Linked DNA regions of Mus musculus: region 2 is linked to region 1. Evidence: chromatin contacts called from ENCODE POLR2A ChIA-PET data. All regions are on one chromosome and are shown on one strand. The core of a region is the stretch at or near the end of the contact, and the rest is flanking DNA. Distances in the headings are between cores, read along the strand shown. Region 1 holds the start of Prdx1 (peroxiredoxin 1). Region 2 holds the start of Plk3 (polo like kinase 3).

The links. ChIA-PET counts read pairs that join two places held with the same protein, here RNA polymerase II (POLR2A).
Region 2: POLR2A ChIA-PET joins it to region 1 with 16 read pairs in embryonic stem cell. The contact joins the promoter of Plk3 here to the promoter of Prdx1 in region 1. POLR2A ChIA-PET finds 5 or more read pairs at or near these places in 4 of 5 experiments (Patski and embryonic stem cell).

What each region holds. Positions count from the first base shown.
Region 1 is chr4:116,684,236-116,691,192 of GRCm38, reverse strand. It overlaps Prdx1 (peroxiredoxin 1), which reads right to left and starts at 5,594. Exons shown (of 6, transcript NM_011034.4): 1 at 5,533-5,594; 2 at 3,670-3,786. The coding sequence starts at 3,775. AV051173 (expressed sequence AV051173) reads left to right here and starts at 5,171. Exons shown (of 3, transcript NR_040442.1): 1 at 5,171-5,256; 2 at 5,355-5,548; 3 at 5,885-6,231.
Region 2 is chr4:117,129,752-117,136,752 of GRCm38, reverse strand. It overlaps Plk3 (polo like kinase 3), which reads left to right and starts at 2,790. Exons shown (of 15, transcript NM_013807.3): 1 at 2,790-3,101; 2 at 3,251-3,358; 3 at 3,448-3,564; 4 at 3,719-3,848; 5 at 3,939-4,026; 6 at 4,757-4,852; 7 at 4,945-5,143; 8 at 5,254-5,380; 9 at 5,600-5,691; 10 at 5,936-6,029; 11 at 6,162-6,245; 12 at 6,348-6,510; 13 at 6,664-6,793. The coding sequence starts at 2,889.

The sequences.
Region 1 (6,957 bases), core at 4,345-6,844:
GCTTCAGGATGCATAGTGAAAGTCTCTAACAATGCCCCCACCTCAAAAACACACCCACACCCACGCAAAAAGCCTGGATGTGGGTAGCAAACACTGCCTGTAATTCAGCATTCCAAAATCCAGCATTCAGGAGGCAGAAGCAGGAAAATCACAAGTTCAAGACCAGCCTAGGCTATTTAATAAATTCCAAGGAGACCCCATCTCAAAAACAAAACTTCTGAATGGTAGCAACATATGCCTAGCAGATGAACCTCTGAGTACAAGGTCATCCTGGTCTATAGAGCAAGTTCCAGAACAATCAAAGCCACAGAGAAACCCTGTCTCAAAAAACCGAATAAAACAAAAAAGTTGGGGATAGAAACTCAACATCATAATCCCATGACTTGGGAGGTAGGGAACAGGAGAATCAAGACTTAGGTCATCCAGCAGTTTGTTTTTTTTTAAGATTTATTTATTTATTTATTTATTATATGTAAATACACAGTGGCTGTCTTCCGACACACCAGAAGAGGGCGTCAGATCTTGTTACGGGTGGTTGTGAACCACCATATGGTTGCTGGGATTTGAATCATGACCTTCAGAAGAGCAGTCGGTGCTTTTACCCGTTGAGCCATCTCACCATCCCCATCCAGCAGTTTTAAGATCTGGCTACTCTTCTAGAACCCCCAAATTTCATTTCCAGCATCCACATGATGGTTCACAATTGCCTATAATTTCAACCCAGAGTGTCCAACACACTTTTCTGGCTTCTTCCAGCACCAGACAGACATGCATGGGTAATGCAGACAAAACACCCACACATTATTTACACACACACACACACACACACACACACACTCACACACACTCACACACACTCTCTCTCTCTTAGGGAAAAAAAAGTAGCCGGGCAGTACTGGCACACATTTTTAATCCCAGCACTTGGGAGGCAGAGGCAGGCGGATTTCTAAGTTCAAAGCCAGCCTGGTCTACAGAGTGAGTTCCAGGACAGCCAGGGCTACACAGAGAAATCCTGTCTAAAAAAAAAACAAAAACAAAAACAAAAACCAACAACAAAGACAAAGAGTCAAGTCAGACCCTTTATACAATGATGCAAGAAATAATTAAGTGATCTCCTGAGTAATTTTCTCCCCTTCCATCTTGTTATATTCAGGGTTTCTTGATTCTGCTGTTAAGATGTGTTATTAACAGACTAGTTGTCTGAATCTATCTTGAATAGGACTAGTGATATTATAGAATTCAACTAATTAACCCTATTTTTTATGTAGGTCCCATGGATTAGATAACTTGAAGCCCCTCAAGCTTGTGCAGCAAACTTTCACCTAATGAACAATGTTTCCAGGCTTCATGGGTTATGTTTAATGTCATAAATCACAATTGTGTTCCTAACAAGTCCAACAGGACATGACAAGAAAAATGTTGCAACCAAAAGAACGCTAAGTACCGGTAGGTAACAGGACCTCTAGCTCCAATTTTACTTTAGTAACTGAGATTACCAAAGCAAATCTTCAAGGCTATGAAGCCTCTCACCATGCCTAACGGCTAAACTACTTACTGGAACGTTTTCAAATACCTACTTATTTTCAGGTGGTAACTATGACTGAAAGTCAAAACAAGCAGTCTTTGACTCATCTAAGCAATCTCTCTGTGGCTTTGCTTAATAAGCACTTTGAAGCCTCAGCAGACCAAGCCCTACAGGGCAGAGAGCAAGCACTCCTCCCAAGACCATGTGCCAGGGTCACCTCTACCTCCCAAGAGGTAGGTACTATTTAAACTGTTTGCCAGTGAGATCTTCTCCATACAACCCACAGCATCTGTTCTCATCCCAACTACAAAGTGTGATGTCAGGAAATCTAACTGAATATTTTACTCAAAAGCTATCTCCAGAAACTCATATACCACTAAAGAAGGTACATTTAAAACCAGAGTTTGCAGCTTGTACCTAAGAAATCTATAGTCGCAATGGTCTCAAAAGACCTAATTACCCTGAGATGGCAAGGCAAGGGAGAAAGAATGCAGACTAGAGAGATACCTCAGCATTTACAGGTATATTGCTGCTCTTGCCAAGAACTCTGGTTAAAATCTAAACATCTACAACCATCTGTAAGTACAGTCTCAGGAGTTCCAACACCTATGCACACAAGCAGACCAAGTTCCAGGACAGTCAAGATTACATAGAGAAAGAAACCTTGCCTCAAAAAACAAAACAAAAACAGAAATGATCAGATATAATTGATAGATTTGTTTTGCCTTTTTTTTTTTTTTTCCGGTTTCCTGAGACAGGGTTCCTCTGTATAGCCCTGGAACTCACTCTGTAGACCAGGCTGGCCTCGAATTGTTTTGCTTTTTTCTTTTTCTTTTTTCCAGACAGGGTCCCACCATGCAGCTTTAGCTGACCCGAAATCCACCTGCTACACCACTCCATTCACTACACCTAGCTAGGAGCTAAATTTTTTAAAAGGAGAGAAGGTAAACCATCAACAGAACCTACCAAGTATCTGCATGAAACTATGGTAAAAACAAAAGGTAATTGGAGTGTCAAGTCTTCCCTTTGAGCAAAAGCAAAGCCACAGCTCCAAAGACTTGATTTGTAAGACCAAATGTAGTTTTTTTAAAAAAAATGAGCTGAAGGTGACTGAAAAGTTGGCTTGGCAATTAATCATAATGGCTGCTCTTTTAGAGGACCCAGTAGAAATATGGAGGCTCAAAAACATCTACATTCCAGTCCCAGGGGATCCAATGCCCTCCTCATGTACCATATGTACATGATGCTCAGACACACATTCAGGAAAAGAAAAAAACCCACCATACACATAAGATTAAAAAATGTTTTAACACCAAGCGTGGTGGCACATGCCTTTAATCCCAGCACTCGGGACGCAGAGGCAGGCAGATTTCTGAGTTCGAGGCCAGCCTGGTCTACAAAGTGAGTTCCAGGACAGCCAGAGCTATACAGAGAAACCCTGTCTCAAAAAACAAAACAAAAAAAAGAGGAAGGGAAAAGCAAAGGCAGGTTGTATCTATCTCTAGGAGTTAGATACAACCATGGTCTACATATTTAGAAAGCCAAGGGAATAGATAGTAAGACAGCTCAAATAAACAAATGATGAGAGCGAGCAAGAACTGACCAAAACAAAGGGGGACAAGATTGTGCAAGCTTTAATCTTAGCACTAGGGAGGTAGAGGCAGGAGGATGTCTTTGAGTTCAAGGCCAGCCTGATCTACATAGTGAGCTTCAGGACAGCCAGAACTACATAAAGATCCTATCTTAAAGAAAACTTTTTTAATTACAGTGAAAAAAGAAAAGGGAAAGGGCTAGAGAGATGGCTCAGCCCTTAAGAGCACCGACTGCTCTTCCAAAGGTCCAGAGTTCAAATCCCAGCAAGCAACTACATCCGTAACGAGATCTGACTCCCTCTTCTGGAGTGTCTGAAGACAGCTACAGTGTACTTATATATAATAAATAAATAAAACTTAAAAAAAAAAAAAAAAGAATTCCCCCAATAAATAAATGCCACTAAAAAAGGTAATCAGATAAATGTTAAGGTATAATAAAGCATACTTTCTCTAGAAATGACTCATACCTAGGATATCTACCCTTGTTATCACTGTCCTAACCTTGACTTCACTTCAACCTAAAGACATGTGAAGTGGCCTCTTTAATCTTACCTTTGTATTCACTTAGGCTGATATCTTTGAATTGTCCATCTGGCATAACAGCTGTAGCTTTGAAGTTGGGAGCAGGATACCCAATTTTTGCATTTCCTGAAGACATCTTGCTATCAGCTGGAAAAGACAACAAAAAAAAGTAAACCCTATTCTTCTAAATAAGCAACAGCTTTCACCTACCTAGGAACTTAACTGTAGCTCAATCAGAACACAGGCTCACAGTTAAGGGTCCCAACCCAAAGCTCCAACTCCAGGGTAAAATTGAGACTGAAAAATCAGCCTTTGTTTTCACTTGCTAACAGCTCCACAGTGTGTCTAAATAGGTCAGCTCTCCCACCCTTTCTAAGCCAGTTTTTGCAATGGCATTTTATTCTGCATATTCATTAGGGAGAAACGGGAAGGAAATGGAACAGACACAAAAATCCCAAGCACATCAATGCCAGGACACTGGCATTTATTGCTTCAGATCTTTAGGTGTTCTGTTTAAGCTTAAGTTTTCTCTGCATAACTTGTTTGAGGCCAACCTAGATTTAGTAACCGTGTCTTAAAACGTTCTTTAGGTTTAACCCAGGGACAGTGGAGCATCATCCCAGCACTCTGCATGCTGAGGGAGGAGGATACTGAACCGAGGGAACACTTGTCTCAATTTCTGTATGAGGGAGGTTACGCAGGTTAAGGTAATTGCTATCTGATGACCGTAGTTCCATCTCCAGAATGCCCATAAGGATGGAAAGCCGACTTCTACAAGGTTCACACACACAAATGTTTAAAAGAAAAAAACTTGGGATGTGTAATCTCAACACTTGGGAAGTAGAAGCTTAAGATTCAGGAGTTCAAGGCTAGCCAAATTAGAGGCCAACCTATTTCCAAGATACTCTAAGAAAAATACAAAAAGAGTCAATGTACTGCTAAGAAACCGATTTCTGCACTATCGACCCAGGTCAACACCAAGACAAATAAATTGTTAAGATGTACAACATTAGGAGCTTCAGCGATGGCGCAACAATTTAAGAGCCTACACTGCTCCTTTCCGGAAAAGTCCTGGTTCAGATTCCTCCACCCACTTAGGATGGGTTCACAACCACCTGTAACTAGCTCGGGGGGGGGGGGGTGTTTACCACACAGGTAGACATACACATTAAAAAAAAACCCACAATCTAAAAGAAAATTTACGCCTCTCAGTATGAGTGCAAGTTGGAATCCAAGTTCCAAATTTCTTGGTTCATAATACCAATAACCAAAAGAAACGCCAAGAAAAAAAGCATCTTTCATCGCAAACTTTAAAAAACTTTTAACTGTTTTTTTTCAGGGACATGCTGCACCTGCAGCATAGCAACTACCTATCTGGTGTGCCCCCTAACATAAACCATCTTTTAATCAAACTTGCTTTGCAACGTGGCCCAGCATTTCCAAACTCAACCAATCCCGGAAAAGCGACTTCCGGCCGCTGAGAAGTCTCCGTAGGAATCGGACTAGAACGCCGGAGAAGGTCACGCCCCAAGCTCGCTGGAGGTTACGTTCCTACCACTCACGCCATCACCCACTATAGCACATCAGAAAACACAACGACACAGCCCAGTGCGCGCGGTAAGTTCCAGCACAAACTCGTCCCACCAAGCCATCTCCGCCCTCTATCGGTGAGCGGGAGAGGAGGAAACTGAACGTTAGCCTCAGGGTTCCAACAGGTCCGGGAACTAAGCGCCACGTGAAGAATGCGAGTAGAGCTCCAGCACTCGCGGGACCAGGCCTCGCCCTGCCGCTTCAGCCCGTGATCGCCCGGGACGAGCCGGGACCGGCCAGAGGGAGAAGGAACCAGTGATGGGCGCGAGCCGCGTTTCTCAGCGGCGATACCCGCACACTCACCAGGGTCGAGCCACAGGTCTCACAAACAGAAAGAGCCGTGAGAACGCAGGAAGAGGTCGCCCGACAGCGCGCGCGGGGAGCTGCTTTTATAGCCTACAAAGTTCTCGCGAGATTCTCACGGGCCGGGGGTGCGGGAAGAGGGGGACCTGGCTGAGCCCCGCCCCACCCTGGCCGGCCTACGGGGGATGACTCAGCGCTTTCCCTGGATGGGCCTGGAGTGGAGGGGGTCTCCAGGGGGAAACGCTCACACTTTCAGTGATGCTGTTCCCAGAGGTAGAAAAGCACTGCCCTTTGAGTCATTTCCTCGTTTAATCGGGGTACCCGGGTAATCCGTGCCTCTCTTTATTCCCAGGACCACTGTGTGCTGTGCAATCAAGACCCAAACTAGAAGAAGGGTCTGTTTTACTGCTCTTGGAAGGCCACGTCTAAAATTAAACCACGTTCAGGGGAAACTGTGCACCCAAATATTTCTCAGTCGCACCCCAGCCTCACAAACCTATTCTAGGGCTGGAAAAGCTGGCTCAGCCGTTATAAGCCCTGGCTGCACTACCAGAGGACCCAGCCTCAATTTCCAGCACCCACATGGCAGCTCATAACTGTGTAGATCCAGTTCTAGAGGATCCAACACCCTCACACATACATGCAAGCAAAACACCAATGCACAGAAAATGAAAAGAAATAAATCGTTAAGAACAAAAACAAAACTCCTGTTCTAGTCTGGTCCTCATTAACCCTCACCACTGAGGGCAGCCTCCATTGGTCTCTGATTACTGGATACTGCTTTTCTGTTTCACACCCATTTCTTGCATTATTCTTAAATCTTTCTGAATCTCAGCCTGTCACTAAACTGATTTGTGGTTTTAAAAACTGGGGCTCTGTGGTCAATTTCCTGAGTTAAAAGTCACTGTTCCAAGCCAGGCAGTGATGGCACATCTTCTTAGCACTCTAGAGGCAGAGACTAATGGAGCTCTGAGTTCGAGGCCAGCCTGGTCTCAATTCAATGCGAGTTCCAGGAAAGCCAGAGCTACACAGAGAAATCCTGCCTCCAAAAAAAAAAAAAAAAAAAAAGTCAAGAGAGTTAAAGAGGGGTCAGGCTTGATGGCCAGCACTGGGAAGGTAGAGGCAAGAGAACCTCTGTGTTTTTTAGTCCATCCTGGTCTACATAGCAAGTTCCAGGACAGCAAGGACAACATAGAGACCTTGGGGGAGGGGAGGGGAAGCCGGATAGATACAAAGCTCAGAGTTCCCATTTCATATCACATGCTTTGTGTGATTTAGGAACCCAGAGATGGATATAATCCAAACTTTACCCTCTAGAAAGTCATGCTATAAGGATGGGGCAGACATGGAAACACAACAGTTAGAAGATTTTATTAGGCCGTAGAGGTTTAGGCATAATGGTCAAGTCAAGGGACAAATGAAAGC
Region 2 (7,001 bases), core at 1,541-4,040, 450 kb before region 1:
ATTCCCAGGATGCTGGGTCCTTTGCAACAAGTGCTCTTAACCACTGCGCTAACTCTCCAGGGCCAAATAGACAGGATGTTATTTACTCCAGGTTAGTCTCAGGTTCACTCTGCAGGGAGACCTTTTTCACTTTTCTGCAGCTGTGATAAACACCCAGACCAAAAGCAGCCTGGGGAGGGAAGGTTTATTTCATTTTATAGGTTACAGTCAGTCACAGAGGGAAGCCAGGGCAAGACGCTGAAGCAGGAACTGAGGCAGAAACCACGGAGGAGTGCTGCCTCATGCCTGGCTCCCTCACTTGCTCCTTGTTAGCTTCCTTAAATAATTAATTACACACGTACTTATGTGAGTATGCACATGCCAGGTACCCAGCTGAGAAGGCTGGAGGTGTAGAGTTCCCCAGGAGCTCTGGTCACTCAGTGAATTCAGGTCCTCTGACAGAAAGAACACTGTGTTCTCCTAACCGCTGAGTCATCTCTCCAGATCACTCGGCTAGCTTCCGTCTATAGTTCAGCTCTACCTACCCAGGGGTGGTGCCACACGCGGTGGGCAGGGCCCTCCCATGCCAATCATCAATCAAGACAATTCCTCCCAGGCCAAAGGTCAACCTGAACTGTGTAGTTGCCCAGCGAGACTCTGTCAGATGACTCTTCATTACGTCAGGGTGACAGTTGACTTTAACTAGGACAACCTTGGACTCCTGAACCTCTTGCCTCAACTCCAGCTCAGATTTTTGACTCTGTCTTTTGAAGCTCTACCTGTGCTTCAGGCCATGTGACCTGAAGAGTTTGTCCTTTCTGGCCCTACCACTACCTTCTCCGCCAGGGAAATTGCTAAGCATAGCACCTAGGACTTTCCTGCCCACCCCTATCATTTAAACTACTAATATTTCTCCTGGTCTTAGGCTTTTTGGGACGTGTGTGTGTGTGTGTGTGTGTGTGTGTGTGTGTCCATGTCTTCACAGTATGTACATGCAAGATGAAATGCAGATGAGACCAAAGGCAGGGACGGCCGTATGCAATAATCCCAACAAGATAGGTTATGATCCAGACCAGACACTGGGGAAGGAGGGAGCTGATTCACAGCTGTATGTGTGTGTTTGTTGGTTTTTCTGGGTGCTCCTTGTTTACTTCCGTCTTAGCACTTTTCACAGCCTGTAATTACTTTATTTATGTACTTAAGTCTGTTTCCACAATAGAGAAACTGCAGAAACTAAGTAAGGGCTGCAGCCTTGGCCATTCTTATTGGTAGCAGCGCCTGCCACTTTGCAGATGTTTTCAGTAAATCTGAGGTCTGAATGTATGGCTCCAAGTGAAAACGAAGGCTACACAGCCAGCAGGAGATCTGTGACCCCTGGAGAAAGTTTAGGGATTAAGATTCCACTGGGGAAACTAGGCAGGTGGTGGCATACTCCTTTAATCCCAGCACTCTGGAGGCAGAGACAGGCAGCAGATCTCTGAGTTGGAGGCCAGCCTGGTTTACAGAATGATTCCAGGACAGCCAAGTCTACACAGAGAAACCTATTTCAAGGAAAAAAAAAAAAAAAAAAAAAGATTTCACATCGAAGCCGGGCAGTGGTGGAGGGGCAGAGACAGGTAGGAAGTCAAGGCCAGTCTGGTTTACAGGTCGAATTCCTGGCTTCCTGGAAACTCTGTCACAAAACAAAACAAAAACCAAAACAACCCTCCACAACACCCCCCCCCCAAAAAAAAAACCCACACAGAAAAAGATTCCACATAGATCATAGATTCCTGCCACCTACTTGAGTTTATCTGTAATGGACTTCAAAGCTAACTGCCCAGTTGCAGGTCTCTAGCACCTAAGAGTGTCCAGTTCTCATTCCTCACTGTCTGGCCTTTTGCCTGCTGACTCGGTGCAATAGGTATTTTTGAGAATATGATGGGGAACTCAGGGTCTGGGGCAGAGGTACAGGTCTGGAGTCCCATCATGTCAAAGGTGAAGACAGAAGGACCTCGAGTTCAAAGCCAGCCTGGATCACATGACAGCTACTCTGCCTCAGCTCTCCTTTCCCTCAGAAGAATAATAAGGTAGAATTGGGTAGCAGAAGATGTAGCCTGGAACATGGTGAAAAACAGTGAATACTGGGAGGCAGGGGCAGGTGGATCTTTGATTTCAAAGCCAGCCTGGTCTACATAGTGGGTTCTGGGACAGCCAGGGCCACACAGAGACACCCTGTCTTGGAAAAACAAAACGCAAACATAAAACCTTGAATACCAGGCTCTGTTCCACAAACCCATTGCACAGTCCCAGACCAGGTAAATCGGGCTCTGCAGCGTGCTATTCCACAGTCCCCGAAGAGGGCAGCATGCTCTGTACCAGAGCAAGAGATGCTTGCAGGAAACCACCTGTGTTGGTGATGTGCACTGAGCAGTTTGCAACACCCCTGTCTTTCCTCCCCAGTTTGAATGCTAACCCTTACTGTTGCTCGAAAGAGGCCTCCGGATAACTGGCCTCCACTCCGACTTCAGCACACATTCTAAGGATGAAGGGGAAAAAAAGAGTCACTTGCACTGGGTAGCCTAGAGAAACGGAGCAGGGTTACACCTGCCAGGCGACTAGCTCAACCGGGGCTCCTTTAAGGCCAGAGCAGGAGGAGTGGCCTTTAAGAACGCCCAGGCAAGGGAAGATCTTTCAGGTGACGTAAGGCGGAGCAATGGGCGTGGCCTCTCCAAGCCTGGCAGCCAGGAAAGGGGCGGAGCTCGAGATGACGAAACACCGGGGAGGGGGCAGGGGTTCATTGATAAAAACGTCGGACTCCCCCTTGCCCTGGCGCGATCGCAGCGTAGAGAAACCAGGCAGCGCCACGCGCGGCCGGGGCCGGGCGGAACCGAGAACCAGCTCGGCAGGCGCTGCGCCGCGCCGTCCGCATGGAGCCCGCCGCCGGCTTCTTGTCTCCGCGCCCCTTCCCGCGCGCGGCTGCCCCGTCCGCGCCCCCCGCCGGCCCGGGGCCGCCTGCCAATGCCTCCCCGCGATCGGAACCTGAGGTGCTGGCCGGGCCACGGGCGCCGGATCCTCCTGGTCGCCTCATCACCGACCCTCTCAGCGGCCGTACCTACACCAAGGGTCGCTTGTTGGGCAAGGTGGGTCGGGGCTCCGGGGTAGCGTTGACGGAGGTGGAGGGGAGCTCTGCGGACCCGACCGGGCCACTCCGGAGGTGGAGAGGAGCTCTACGGGCCGGATCCGGCCACTCCGGAGCGCCCAGATCGATGATGCAGCTTCTTCTTTCTAGGGGGGCTTCGCACGCTGCTATGAAGCCACTGACACCGAGTCTGGTATAGCCTACGCGGTCAAAGTCATCCCACAGAGTCGCGTCGCCAAGCCGCATCAGCGCGAGAAGGTGGGTCCAGGCCCTGCGGTCCAAGGGATGGGGAGGGGATGGTGGCGTGGGAACCCTGGAAAGATGAGGATTTCACTCCCCTGTCGCAGATCCTAAATGAGATAGAGTTGCACCGAGACCTACAGCACCGCCATATCGTTCGCTTTTCACATCATTTCGAGGATGCTGACAACATATACATTTTCCTGGAGCTCTGTAGCCGAAAGGTCCGGAATGGGGGCGGGGTGGGTTCATTGGGAACAGGGGTAGGGGAGGAAGCGGGTTCTTAAGATCCAAAGCTGTTCTTGTCATCTTTAGCAAACACAGATGGAGGGAGGGTCTGGGAAGGCAAGCGGGGTCTGAAACAGTGACTTTCTGCAGTCCCTGGCCCACATCTGGAAGGCCCGACACACCCTGTTGGAACCAGAGGTTCGCTACTACCTGCGCCAGATCCTTTCTGGCCTCAAGTACTTGCACCAGAGGGGTATCTTACACAGAGATCTCAAGCTGGGTGAGATTCCTGCGTCTGGTCTGAAGGGTGGAGACCTGCGGAGGGATGAAAGGCGTTAAGAATCTGACGCGTCTCTCTGCTACTGTCTAGGAAATTTTTTCATCACGGATAACATGGAACTGAAGGTGGGGGATTTTGGGCTGGCAGCTCGATTAGAGCCCCCAGAGCAGAGGAAAAAGTGAGTGAGGGGATGGTGGCCACAGCCTGTTTGTGACACAGATGATGTACAAGGTGACCAGATATGTACTTGGGATAACCAGGGAAGGGGTAATGATGGGTTTTCTGTATGTGTGACAGTAGAGGTGGCAACCTAGGTCACTGGGTTAGGTGAAGAAGGACAGCAATCTTATGAGTGTATGGCACAGATGGGTGTCTAGGATTTTTGGAAATGTATGGGGAAAACATAGGCTAGGCAGTCAGCATGTGTAAGACACTGAATGGGAATGACAGATCATGATGGTACCGTGATACCTTGTGTGTGTATGTGACCCTGCTGTGGTCACTGGGACAGGGTGTGTGTAACTAGCATGTGAGGCAGGTGAGTCTTTATGAAGGTTATGACAGCTGGTGTTGGCACAGACAGTGGGAGGTGACAGCCTAGTGAGTATTTGCAGATGGGAGTGGGGGGAGGGCTCAGTCATGGACCCTCTGTATTGACCTTGGGAGAGGGGTCTTTGATGGGTCAGGGCCTCCTGTCCTGCAGAGCAGCTGAGCAGCTGGGCTAGAGGGGTGGGTGAGGGTTCAGCTGCCGTGTTCTCAGCATCCATTGTCCCAAGACAAGCAGGAGCTCTCTGGCCTTTGGTGACAGGCAGCTGCTTTGTCTGAACTCACAGCAGGGGCAGGAATGGGGGCGGGTACCAGCACTGGGCTGGGTCTGAGCCTTGCTCTCTCTGCTCTGCCTTTTTCAGGACCATCTGTGGCACTCCCAACTACGTGGCTCCAGAAGTGCTGCTGAGACAGGGCCATGGCCCCGAGGCAGATGTGTGGTCGCTTGGTTGTGTCATGTGAGTGTCAGTCATTGGTGGACAGGTGGTAAGTGCATGGATGGGGGGGGGTCCCCACTACTTTATTCCTGATCTCCCATTCCTGGGCATAGGTACACGCTCCTGTGTGGGAGCCCCCCATTTGAGACTGCTGACCTGAAGGAGACATACCGCTGCATCAAGCAGGTTCATTACACGCTACCTGCCAGCCTCTCCCTGCCTGCCCGGCAGCTCCTGGCTGCCATCCTCCGAGCTTCACCCAGAGACCGCCCTTCCATTGAACAGATTTTACGCCATGACTTCTTTACGAAGGTCTGTGGTTCTCCAGACACTGGAGTTCAGTGTTCATGTTCCTAGAGGACACACAGGAACAGGGCCCTTGGGGGTCTCACTGACACTGTTTTCCTGACTCTCTTCCTCAGGGCTACACCCCTGATCGGCTCCCGGTCAGCAGCTGTGTGACAGTCCCAGATCTGACACCCCCCAACCCTGCGAGGAGTCTGTTTGCCAAAGTTACCAAGAGCCTGTTTGGCAGGAAAAAGAACAAGAGTGAGTCAGGTGCCAGTGGGCTGAGGGTATAGAGCAATAGAGTGGCTTAGTGGCTTGTTACATTCAGGGGGAGGCGGGGTGGGGGGGGTGTGCTTCCAGGGTGTCGGTGTCTTCAGACTCCAGGGAGAGCATGTGCTGTCTAGACACTTGGGAAGATCTGCCCGTGTGTGAACACTTTCAGGCAGGACCCAGAGGGCTATTTTCTCCTTCACCCTCCAGATAAGAACCATTCTGAGGACCAGGATAATGTCTCCTGCTTGGTGAGTGGCCTCATGCGCACATCCATCGGTCATCCAGATGTCAGGCCGGAGGTAAGATGCTCACGTGAGCCATTATTCCCCTGACTCACCCTGACCCTAGCAGCTGAGGGAAGCCCAGCATAAAAGGCTGATGAAGCATCTAACCTCGTGGTGGCCTAATTGGCTGTGTCTCATTAGCCAGCTGAGGCTGACCTGGGGTGCCCTGAGAGCCGCCAGGGACAGGGCTGGGCCATTGGACTTTCAAGGATTTGGATTTTGGGGCCTAATTTTATTCCCTCTCTCCCCAACTGTCCAGGCTCCTGTAGTTTCAGGCCAGGCCCCTGCCAGCTTGGTAGAGACAGCTGCCGAGGACAGCTCGCCCCGTGGGACACTGGCCAGCAGTGGAGATGGTGAGGAGCCACAAGATGAGAGGTGCTAGGGGCTGCTGAGGTAGAGACCAGGGGCTGAAGGAAGTAGTTGGCTGAGGGTGAACTGGGCCCAGGGTGGCTCTTGCCTAAATGTCAGTGCCCTATTCCCTTCAGGGTTTGAAGAAGGTTTGACTGTGGCCACAGTGGTAGAGTCTGCCCTCTGTGCACTGAGAAACTGTGTGGCCTTCATGCCCCCAGGTAAGGCTGGACTCTGGTGCATATGAATAGTTTGCAAGTCCAGAGGCGGTGGGGGGGAGGGGGGTTGGGGGAGTCTTCATTTCCCTCCTCTCCTCTTAACAGCCGAACAGAACCCAGCCCCGCTGGCACAGCCAGAGCCTCTGGTGTGGGTCAGCAAGTGGGTTGACTACTCCAACAAGTTTGGCTTTGGCTATCAGCTGTCCAGCCGCCGTGTAGCCGTGCTCTTCAATGATGGCACACACATGGCCCTGTCAGCCAATAGGAAGTAAGTGCTGTTTTGGCGTGCTTTGTAATTAGGCTTGCTGGGTACCACAATACCAGCAGGGTTGCACCGTGGTGTGTGTTTCTGTGCTTAGGGGTCTGGGGAAGAATGGTGGTGCCGGGTTCCTCCTCCTCCTCTCTACGTTCCCACTTTCAGGACGGTGCACTACAACCCCACCAGCACGAAGCACTTCTCCTTCTCCATGGGTTCTGTGCCCCGAGCTCTGCAGCCTCAGCTGGGCATCCTGCGGTATTTTGCGTCCTACATGGAACAGCACCTCATGAAGGTGTGTAGGCTGCGGTGGGGGCACTTTAGGGGGCAGGGGTGGCTCAAAGGTAGTGGCTGAGGGCTGGGGAGATGGCCCAGCGGCTAAGAGCATGGACTTCACTTCCGGAAGTCCTGAGTTCAAATCCCAGCAACCACATGGTGCACAACCATCTGTAATGGGATCCAATGCTTTCTTTTTGATGTGTCTGAAGACAGCTACAGTGCAC